2 separate regions of the Homo sapiens genome follow, and region 2 is linked to region 1. The links are chromatin contacts, found by Hi-C or POLR2A ChIA-PET in ENCODE. All regions are on one chromosome and are shown on one strand. The core of a region is the stretch at or near the end of the contact, and the rest is flanking DNA. Distances in the headings are between cores, read along the strand shown. Region 1 overlaps RBBP8-AS1 (RBBP8 antisense RNA 1). Region 2 has its middle 36 kb from the start of CABLES1.

Region 1 (4,658 bases), core at 447-2,946:
TAACAATGTCTGAACTTCATCAGAGAACTTATCAGAATGAATCTTTTTGTAAAAACCCTGGTGGGAAATAAGTAGTCCTCTTTGATTACTGGGCAGCCCATTGCAGTAATACCTAATCGGCTGGCTGAACTTAATTAGCTTTAGGAGGTATTTTGTTTCATTTTGCTTTTATAGATACTTTGGGATTTTCTACACTGTCCTCACATCTGCAAATAGAAACATTTCACCTGTATTTTTATAATTTTTAAACATGCTGAAAATTTGAAAGAATATTACAATGAATACTTGCATATCCACTTATAATACCCACACTTGTTAACACATGTTGAATGTGTGTGGATATGTGCATACACATTGGTTGGACATCATGATGCTTTACTTACAAACACTTCATCACATATATGTTAATTATAAGTATATTCTACTATAGTTACATTCTACTATGACACCTCAGGAAAGTAACAGTTGCCTAATATCAACTCATATCTAATTCACACTGAAATTTCCTCAGTTTTTCTCCATGATGTGTCTTACAGTTATTTCCTTCAAACCATGACTCTATGAAGTTTCATGCATTATATTTGGTTATTATATCTCCTTAGTGTCTTATTTTTGAGCAGTGTCACCTATTTTTTTTCCCTGTGAAATTGACTTTTTGAAGAAACTTGGCCAGTTGTCTTATAGGACATTCTATGTTCTGAATTAGCCTTCTTGTTTCCTTATGGTTATTTTTTTGTTTGTTGGTTTTTTTTTTTTAGACTTGTTCCTTTATCATTTCTATTTCCCATAAACTGGAAATTAGGTTTAAAGGGTTGATAAGATTCAAGTTAAACATATTTGGCAAGATATGTAATAAATGATGCTTTGTGTTTTGTATCACTTCACATCAGTAAGAACATAACATTAGAGTATCCTACTATCAGTGATGCTTAGCTTGATTATGTGGTTAAGGTACTAGATATTGCCCCTGTGTAAAGGTACATCTTTGTCTTTGCAATTACCAAGTAGCCTGTAGGAATGATGCATAAATGTTGTGAAATGCTTTGATGGAAGCCAGTTGGTTCTTTCCAGAGGAAGATGTTCTTTGCGATAGAATCACATCCCTTTTAGGAACCTTTGAAGATGAATCTCCACCTTGGGGTGGAAAGATATGAAGTTTGCAAAAAGATTTCTGACCTTTAAAGCATAGAAAATGTGACTCTGGTGTGCTGAAAGAGAATATTTAATGAATAGTCTACGTGAGACTAGCTCTATAATTTAATGTAACTATATCAATTAAGGAATACTCTAAGGAATACTTTGAGAGAACAGAGAGTGGGAAAATTCTGCACCTCAAGATGTGGTCTCTAGGGCAGAAATCTCTCTAGTTTTGCTCTATGTTGGTAGCAGATAGTCACCTAATGAAGGAGTGTCAAAGACCTAGTGAGACAGGCTTCACTTTGGAGGCTGTCTATTGAGTGAGCATGGTTTTATATAAGGTTTCCTAAAAGAGGATTTGAAGAGTATAATGTTGGCTCGAAGGTGAAAAAAGTTATCCTCTTGTCTATGTCAAGTGTCAGAGTGCCCCATGCTCTAGAGATTAGTTTGGCACTTTTCCCAGCATTGTGACAGCTCTTGAGTTCAGCCTGGTGTGATGCTCTGGAGTGAAGGGGGAGGATGCCCAGGGACTTCCTGCTGCTGATCTACAGCTTTAGGGTGCTGCTGGAGAGTTGAACCAGAGGTGCCAGGACAATCAATTTGTTGCCAAAACCATGCCCATAGCCAGTCTTATGAGTGAGCAGAGTGGATGAATTGAGTAGTTCTGGGTAGTTCCTTGGTTCAAAATACCTCCCTCCTGGAAATGTAGTGTGACAGGAAATGTACCTCCCTGGCTTTGAAGGAGGACAGATCTAGTTTTACTACTTACTACTAATAATATGAGCTTGGGAAAGTTACTGTTATCTTAGTGTTTATTTTGGGCCAGTTGTTGTTTTGTTTAATCTTCACAACAACCATAGGAGAGAGTTGCTATTAATATTCTCTTATTTATTTATTATAGAGATGAGGTCTCACTGTGTTGCCCAGGCTGGAGTGCAGTGGCTATTTACAGTCCCGATAATAGTGCACAACAGCCTCAAACTCATGGGTTCAAGTGGTACTCCCACCTCAGCCTCTGGAATAGCAGGGACTATAGGTGTGTGCCACTGCACTTGGCTTAATATCTCCATCTTACAGAAGAGGACCCTGAAGCACTGAGAAGTATATGTGTGTATATGTGTTCTATGGATCAGGTGTGGGACATGTCAGACAGAGCTGCTGAGGGACCACACCTTAGGGGGTTTCCTGACACAGGTAAGGAAATCTTACAGGAAAGGGATAGAAGTGTCTAGTCAGAGGAGTAGGGGGTGAGAAGGCTGTAAGCAACCAGCCAGAAGAGAGAGATTGATGTCTCAAAGGAACCTCAATCTAATAGCTGTCCTAATGGAGAAGGGGAGTCACCATAGAAATAGCAGAAGTGCCCCCATGAGGAAAAGAGACAGTTTAAAACTCATTTCCGACCCAGAGAGCATTAACACTAGGCAATTCTGGTTCCTTTCAGGTACAACCTTTTCTGCTCCTTACCAAACAGTACCACCTTCCCCTTTGCCCTACTTCAACTCTGGAGAGAGCAGAAACCACAGCAAGAAAGCTGACAGGGAGGAAGAGAAGCAAGGAAAGGCACCCAGAGAAGAAGGTGACCATGTCCCTCTTTCCCATTGCAGGCTTCCAGCCTGTAGCAGCCCATGCTGGGGAGGGGAAGAAGCATTCCCTCTAAATGAAGCTTGGGGTTTTAATTTTTTGACTGTTACATGGGAAAGGATATTTAAATAATTGAAGTAAGTTAGATTTTGGATAAAAGTGAGAGTAAAGTGTTTTGTGTGGAATTTTGTATTTTCGTATCTGATGGGGCTAGACAATAGACATACTCTAGGTTCATCTCAAGGAGAGAAGAGAATTAGCTTCATGGAACAGGTTTGAACAGGCGGTAGGAGAAAATGATAATGTTGTGTCCTTTTTGCATTTCTAGAAGTCTCCCTCTTGTAGGATAATGCAGATTCTTCTGGGAGGAATAATAATTACCTAGTGGGCTTCAAAATACCAGAATATCTGAGGAATCTTTTTTTCAGAATAAAATTTACGTAGAATAGTAAAGATTCAAAGCAAATAAAAACAGGTTCCCTTCTCTCCACCTATCTTCACCATTACCACCCAATTCAACTAAAGCAGCACTGCCTGTATATGTTTCATATTTTTAGCACTGAAGATCAAAATTATTGATGTGATGATGACACCTTAGCAAACCCATTTGGCTTGGACATGTAACTTCTGGGGCTTCTTAAACATGTCTCTAAGGAATTAGGTACAAAAGTACCCACTAGGTTTCTTTGTGCTCGACTTGAGCAACCTTGTTTTAGTGATGGATAGGTTAATCCATGCTTGAGCTCCCCAAGGCAGCCCATTGTTTTCTTGGTCATAGCTGACTATAAGAAAGTTCTTACTTAATTGAGCTAAATAAGTAATGGCCGTTCTTTCTTACCTTCTGGTGGAAGAGACCATGGGCTTTTAAAGTGGAGAGGCCTTTTGCTTTTCCTTTTCTTCTAGTATTCCCCTTGTAGTTTGAGGGGGATAACTTTTCATTCTTCTGGTCGATAGTTCTGCAGTTTTGAGAATGGTCACGGTGTCAGGTATCAGGAACAGCAATGTCATAAGTTCTCAGGGAGAGATAAAAAAGTACTTTCAGGCCGGGCGTGGTGGCTCATGCCTGTAATCCCAGCACTTTGGGAGGCCGAGGTGGGCGGATCACGAGGTCAGGAGATCGAGACCATCCTAGCTAACACGGTGAAACCCCATCTCTACTAAAAAATACAACAAATTAGCCAGGCGTGGTGGCGGGTGCCTGTAGTCCCAGCTACTCGGGAGGCTGAGGCAGAAGAATGGCGTGAACCCGGGAGGTGAAGCTTGCAGTGAGCCAAGATTGCGCCACTGTACTCTAGCCTGGGTGACAGAGTGAGATTCCATCTCAAAAAAAAAAGTACTTACATAGATTCAGAAAAATATTCTCAAACACAATATAAGAAAATGAGGACTCTAGATTTACTGTACTTCCCCTACCCCACCCCGTATCAGATTATATGATATAAAGTGAGGCATGGCATCCTGGAAAGTTTGCTTCTTTTACCGAATGTGTCAAGATGGAAAGCATTAATGATACTTGGTCTGAACACATTTTAGGTAAATAAATTCCTGATTCAGCTTAATCTCTGAAGCTTCTGGCTTCACAGATCTTTGTATTCTTCGCTCTGACTAAAAGGTCCTCCAATTTCTGTTTGGGAATCCTGAGTTGGGTTTGTTCTTGGCACATCATTTTTTTTGAAAGGCCCAAGTATAACATTACTGCACCCTACAGTCCACACAGGGTCTGGGCAATGTTTTTGGAAACACAAGGATGATCTCACCCAGTTGGAAGAAGGGTCACATAATAAAATAATGGTCCTTCTCTCTCTTAGGCCGCTGCACACTGCTGAAATATATTGCTTCTTGACCTTTTGGCTAAGATTCCACGTAGAACAACTAAAATATTAGCTTCCCATCAGCTTTACCACACTTGGGGCTATAATTTCTGACAGCTGTAAGAGATT
Region 2 (4,665 bases), core at 485-2,984, 320 kb before region 1:
ATTGAGACAGAGTTTCACTCTCGTTGCCCAGGCTGGATTGCAATGGCACAATCTCGGCTCTCTGCAACCTTCACCTCCTGTGTTCAAGCGATTCTTTTGTCTCAGACTTCTGAGTCTCTGGGATCACAGGCATGTACCATTGTGCCTGGCTAATTTTGTATTTTTAGTAGAGACGGCGTTTCTCCATGTTGGTCAGGCTGGTCTCGAACTCCTTACCTCAGGTGATCCTCTTGCCTTGGCCTCCCAAAGTGCTGGGGTTATAGGTATGAGCCACCGCGCCTGGCCTTCATGCATTTTTATTAGGTAGCCAATCATCATCCCGATTTGTATCTACTTTGGCATTGCCCTAGGAAATACAGTTTCTAATTTGTAGAATAAAAACATTTTTCGTGTATTACTGGACTGTGAATTGCAATAACTTAATTAAGGTATAAAAGATCTATGATAGCCGGGCACAGTGGCTCACACCTATAATCCCAGCACTTTGGGAGGCCAAGGTGGGCAGATCACTTGAGGTCAGGAGTTCAAGACCAGCCTGGCCAACATGGTGAAACCCCGTCTCTACTAAAAATACAAAAATTAGCTGGGTGTGGTGGCATGTGCCTGTAATCCCAGCTATTTGGGAGGCTGAGGCAGGAGAATTGGGAGGCTGAGGCAGGAGAATTGCTTGAACCTGGGAGGTGGAGGTTGCAGTGAGCCAACCAAGATCTCACCACTGCACTCCGGTATGGGCAACAGAGCAAGACTGTCTCCAAAAAAAAAAAAAAAAAAAAAAAAGGCTGGGCACGGTGGCTCACGCCTGTAATCCCAGCACTTTGGGAGGCTGAGGTGGGCAGATCACGAGGTCAGGAAATCAAGACCACAGTGAAACCCCGTCTCTACTAAAATACAAAAAATTAGCCAGGCGTGGTGGCGGGCGCCTGTAGTCCCAGCTACTCGGGAGGCTGAGGCAGGAGAATGGTGTGAACCCGGGATGGGGAGCTTGCAGTGAGCCGAGATTGCACTACTGCACTCCAGCCTGGGTGACAGAGGGAGACTCCGTCTCAAAAAAAAAATAATAAAAATAAAAAAATAAAAAGAGAAAAATATCTATCATATGTAGTTTTTAAAAATCACATTTGGAATGAACATACTGATTTACTTTAGGCGCCATGAATATTTTGACCCCAATGTTTACATGAATTACACGGCAGGTTTATCTTGATCATGGGTCTTATCATGACTCCTGCAGATTTATTGACTCTTGGCGGAGCTGATGGATCAATTCTTTTAAAGTTGACTTCAGAGACCACACTACTACTGATTCACTTCTAATGTTTTGGTGAATATGATTCAAAAATATTCCAGTCTATCATTCATGATGTATTTAAGTGAATCTCTATTATGTTTGGTAACAATTTTTAGAAAAGAAAAAAATGAATAAATAAAAAGGAATTTATCAAAGTACAGGGAGAAAAAGAGAAAATTTTAGACAAACTTTTCCCTTGGATTTGGTTACTTGAAAGCACCCAAGCCTATGAATTTGGTTCCTTCTCCACATAAAATAGCCGCTCTCATTCCCCTTCTTAGGAACAAGTCTGGGTTGTTTGCCCAAGGGTGGCTGGTGACCGTTCCTTGTATTAGGCCAAGACATTGGTAGCCTTTGGTCAAAAGAGCTGGGCGGGGAACTGAGGCCAGAGTACACGGAAACCCAGTGCTTGAACAGCAGTGAGTCAGAAGTGGGTAAACTACAGAAGTTGAGGGCCCAGAAATACCAGAGTGCTAAGCAAAGACAGGAAGGCAGAGTCCAGGCACCTGTCAGCTAAGGCACTTGGTTAGAGTTGAAGCACTAAATCAAGACACGGTCAAACAGCCAGGCATGGTGGCTCATGCCTGTAATCCCAGCACTTTGAGAGGCCAAGGCAAGAGGATGGCAATTTGGGAAGCTGAGGCAGGAGGATCTCTTAAGCCGGGGGCAATATAGGAAGATCCTTTCTCTACAAAAAATAAATTTAAAAAATTATTAATAGCTGGGTAGGGTGGCACGTGCCTGTAGTCCTAGCTACCCAGGATGCTAAGGTGGGAGGATTGCTTAAGTCCAGAAGGTTGAGATTGTAGTGAGCCATGTTCACACCATTGCACTCCAGCCTAGGCAACAGAGTGAGACCCTGTTTCAAAAACAAACAAACAAACAAACAAAAACGGCTGGGCATGGTGGCTCATGCCTGTAATCTCAGTACTTTGGGAGGCCAAGGCAGGTGGATCATGAGGTTAGGAGTTCAAGACCAGCCTGGCCAAGATGGTGAAACCTGGTCTCAAAATACAAAAATTAGCCGGGCGTGGTGGCAAGCGCCTGTAATCCCAGCTACTCAGAAGGCTGAGGCAGAGAATTGGTTGAACCAGGAGGCGGAGGCTGCAGTGAGCCGAGATCGTGCCATTGCACTCCAGCCTGGGTGACAGTGCGAGGCTCCATCTCAAAAAAAAAAAAAAAAAGAATGTGGCCTTTGCTCATTTGACTTCCCTCAGTTCTGCACCTTCCACTAATGCACATTCTCTTTTTTCCATGCTTATTCAAGACCTGCTGCTGTTATAAAGTGATGGCCACACTCTGTGTTTCACAAAACTGACCCTCGGCCACAACTGTTCTCCCTTTTTTTTTTTATTTACACTATGTATCATCTGTAAAACTCATTTAGGACTTAACCTCATGATACCTTTTTACGTTGTTGGAACTGCTGTTCCATGTGTCTTGCTTCTCCAAGCCAGACTATAAGCTCCTTGAGGGTAGAGCCTGACCAACAGGAAGAGAGGCCACATTTCCAGGGGTCAGGCTTGCTCACCCAGGATGGACCCTCTGGCCTGCGGTTTGTTACGTTTTCCTGAATAGAGACAGGATTGTTCCCAGAGTCTGAGGTGGGGGTTGAATCTTCAGGGTTAAGTGGTCCCAGTATAGCCTAGTTGGGGAGTATGGGCATAAGTTCCCGGTGGTGCTTTCTGACTATATACCCTCTTACCATTTTGTTCTCCAATTCTCTTTTAATTTTTATTTATTTACTTTTTTTTGAGACGGAGTCTTGCTCTGTCACCCAGGCTGGAGTGCAATGGTACGACGTCAGCTCACTGCAACCTCCACCTCCCAGGTTCAAGCGATTCTCCCACCTCAGACTCCCGAGTAGCTGAGATTACAGGCACCCGTCATCATGCCCAGCTAATTTTTGTATTTTTGAGGAGATGGGGTTCCACCATGTTGGCCAGGCTGGTATTGAACTCCTGAACTCAGGTGATCCACCTGCCTCGGCCTCCCAAATTGCCGGGATTACAGGTGTGAGCCACTGTGACTGGCCTCCAATTCTCTCTATTTTTTTTTTGTTTGTTTGTTTGAGACGGAGTTTTGCTCTTGTTGCCCAGGCTGGAGTACAGTGGCACAATCTCAGCTCACTGGAACCTCTGCCTCCCGGGTTCAAGCAATTCTCCTGCCTCAGCCTCCCAAGTAGCTGGGACTACAGGTGTGCACCACCATGCCCAGCTGCTTTTTGTATTTTTAGTAAAGATGGGGTTTCACCGTGTTAGCCAGGATGTTCTCGATCTCCTGACCTCGTGATCCACCCGTCTCGGCCTCCCAAAGTGTTGGGATTACAGGCGTGAGCTACCGTGCCCGGCTTTTATTTTATTTTATTTTATTTTTAGACGGAGTCTCGCTCAGTCACCCAGGCTGGAGTGCAGGGATGCGATCTCGGCTCACTGTGACCACCGTCTCCCAGGTTCAAGTGCTTTGCCTGTCTTAGCCTCCTGAGTAGCTGGGATTACAGGCGCCCACCATCATGCCCAGCTAATTTTTATATTTTAGTAGAAACAGGGTTTCACCATGTTGGCCAGGCTGGTCTTGAACTCCTGACCTCAGGTGATTTGCCTGCCTCGGCCTCCCAAAGTGCTGGGATTACAGGCGTAGGCCACCGCACCCGGCCAATGCCTTGACTCTTGAATCTTGACAAGCCTCTACTCAGCCCATTTTTGGCTTTCTTGACCTACTTTTTTTTCTTTTTCCTTTTTTTCTTTTTCTTTTTTTTTCTTTTTTCTTTTTTCTTTTTTTTTTTTTTTTTTGAGACAGGGTCTCACTCAGTTGGCCAGGCTAGAATGCAGTGGCGTGCTCATAGTTCACTGCAGCCTCGACCTTCTGGGCTCAAATGATCCTCTTGCCTTGACCTCCCAAAGCACTGGGATTATAGGCATGAGGGACCCCAGTGCCCAGCCTCTCGATCCACTTATTCATCTTTTGTTTTTGAGAGGGAGTCTTGCTCTGTCACCCAGGCTGAAGTGTGGTGATGCAATCCCAGCTCACTGCAACCTCTGCCTTCTGGGTTCAAGTGATTCTCCTGCCTCAGCCTCCTGAGTAGCTGGGATTACAGGCACCTGCCACCACGCCCAGCTCATTTTTGTATTTTAGTAGAGACAGGGTTTCTCCATGTTGGCCAGGCTCGTCTCGAACTCCTGACCTCAAGCGACCTGCCTGCCTCGGCCTCCCAAAGTGCTGGGATTACAGGTGTGAGCCACCGCGCCTGGCCTATTATTCATCCTTTACTGTGCATCCTCCCTGTGCATGGAGCATCTGCTTTTAAGATCAGGTGAACAGATGGGCTCCCCCCGCGGCTACCTTGGCACTTTGGTTTTCTTACATCTGTACTGTTC

The links. Hi-C counts contacts between places; a loop is a spot of excess contacts on that map. ChIA-PET counts read pairs that join two places held with the same protein, here RNA polymerase II (POLR2A).
Region 2: a loop to region 1 is called in a map with no recorded cell type, with 6 times the contacts of the local background. The contact joins two enhancer-like sites. A Hi-C loop is called at or near these places in 1 of 37 single-sample maps with no recorded cell type. POLR2A ChIA-PET finds 5 or more read pairs at or near these places in 3 of 52 experiments (HEK293, IMR-90 and MCF 10A).

What each region holds. Positions count from the first base shown.
Region 1 is chr18:22,776,174-22,780,831 of GRCh38, reverse strand. The region is part of intron 3 of RBBP8-AS1 (RBBP8 antisense RNA 1); the gene reads left to right. Among named protein-coding and RNA genes, the nearest start is that of RBBP8, 150 kb to the left of the region's middle. Within about 2 kb of position 1,696, at least 2 of the 41 ENCODE cell types and tissues checked have a DNase peak (open chromatin) inside an H3K27ac peak, as active enhancers do.
Region 2 is chr18:23,096,865-23,101,529 of GRCh38, reverse strand. No RefSeq gene overlaps it. Among named protein-coding and RNA genes, the nearest start is that of CABLES1, 36 kb to the left of the region's middle. RefSeq lists an enhancer at 1,571-1,865. Within about 2 kb of position 1,734, at least 7 of the 41 ENCODE cell types and tissues checked have a DNase peak (open chromatin) inside an H3K27ac peak, as active enhancers do.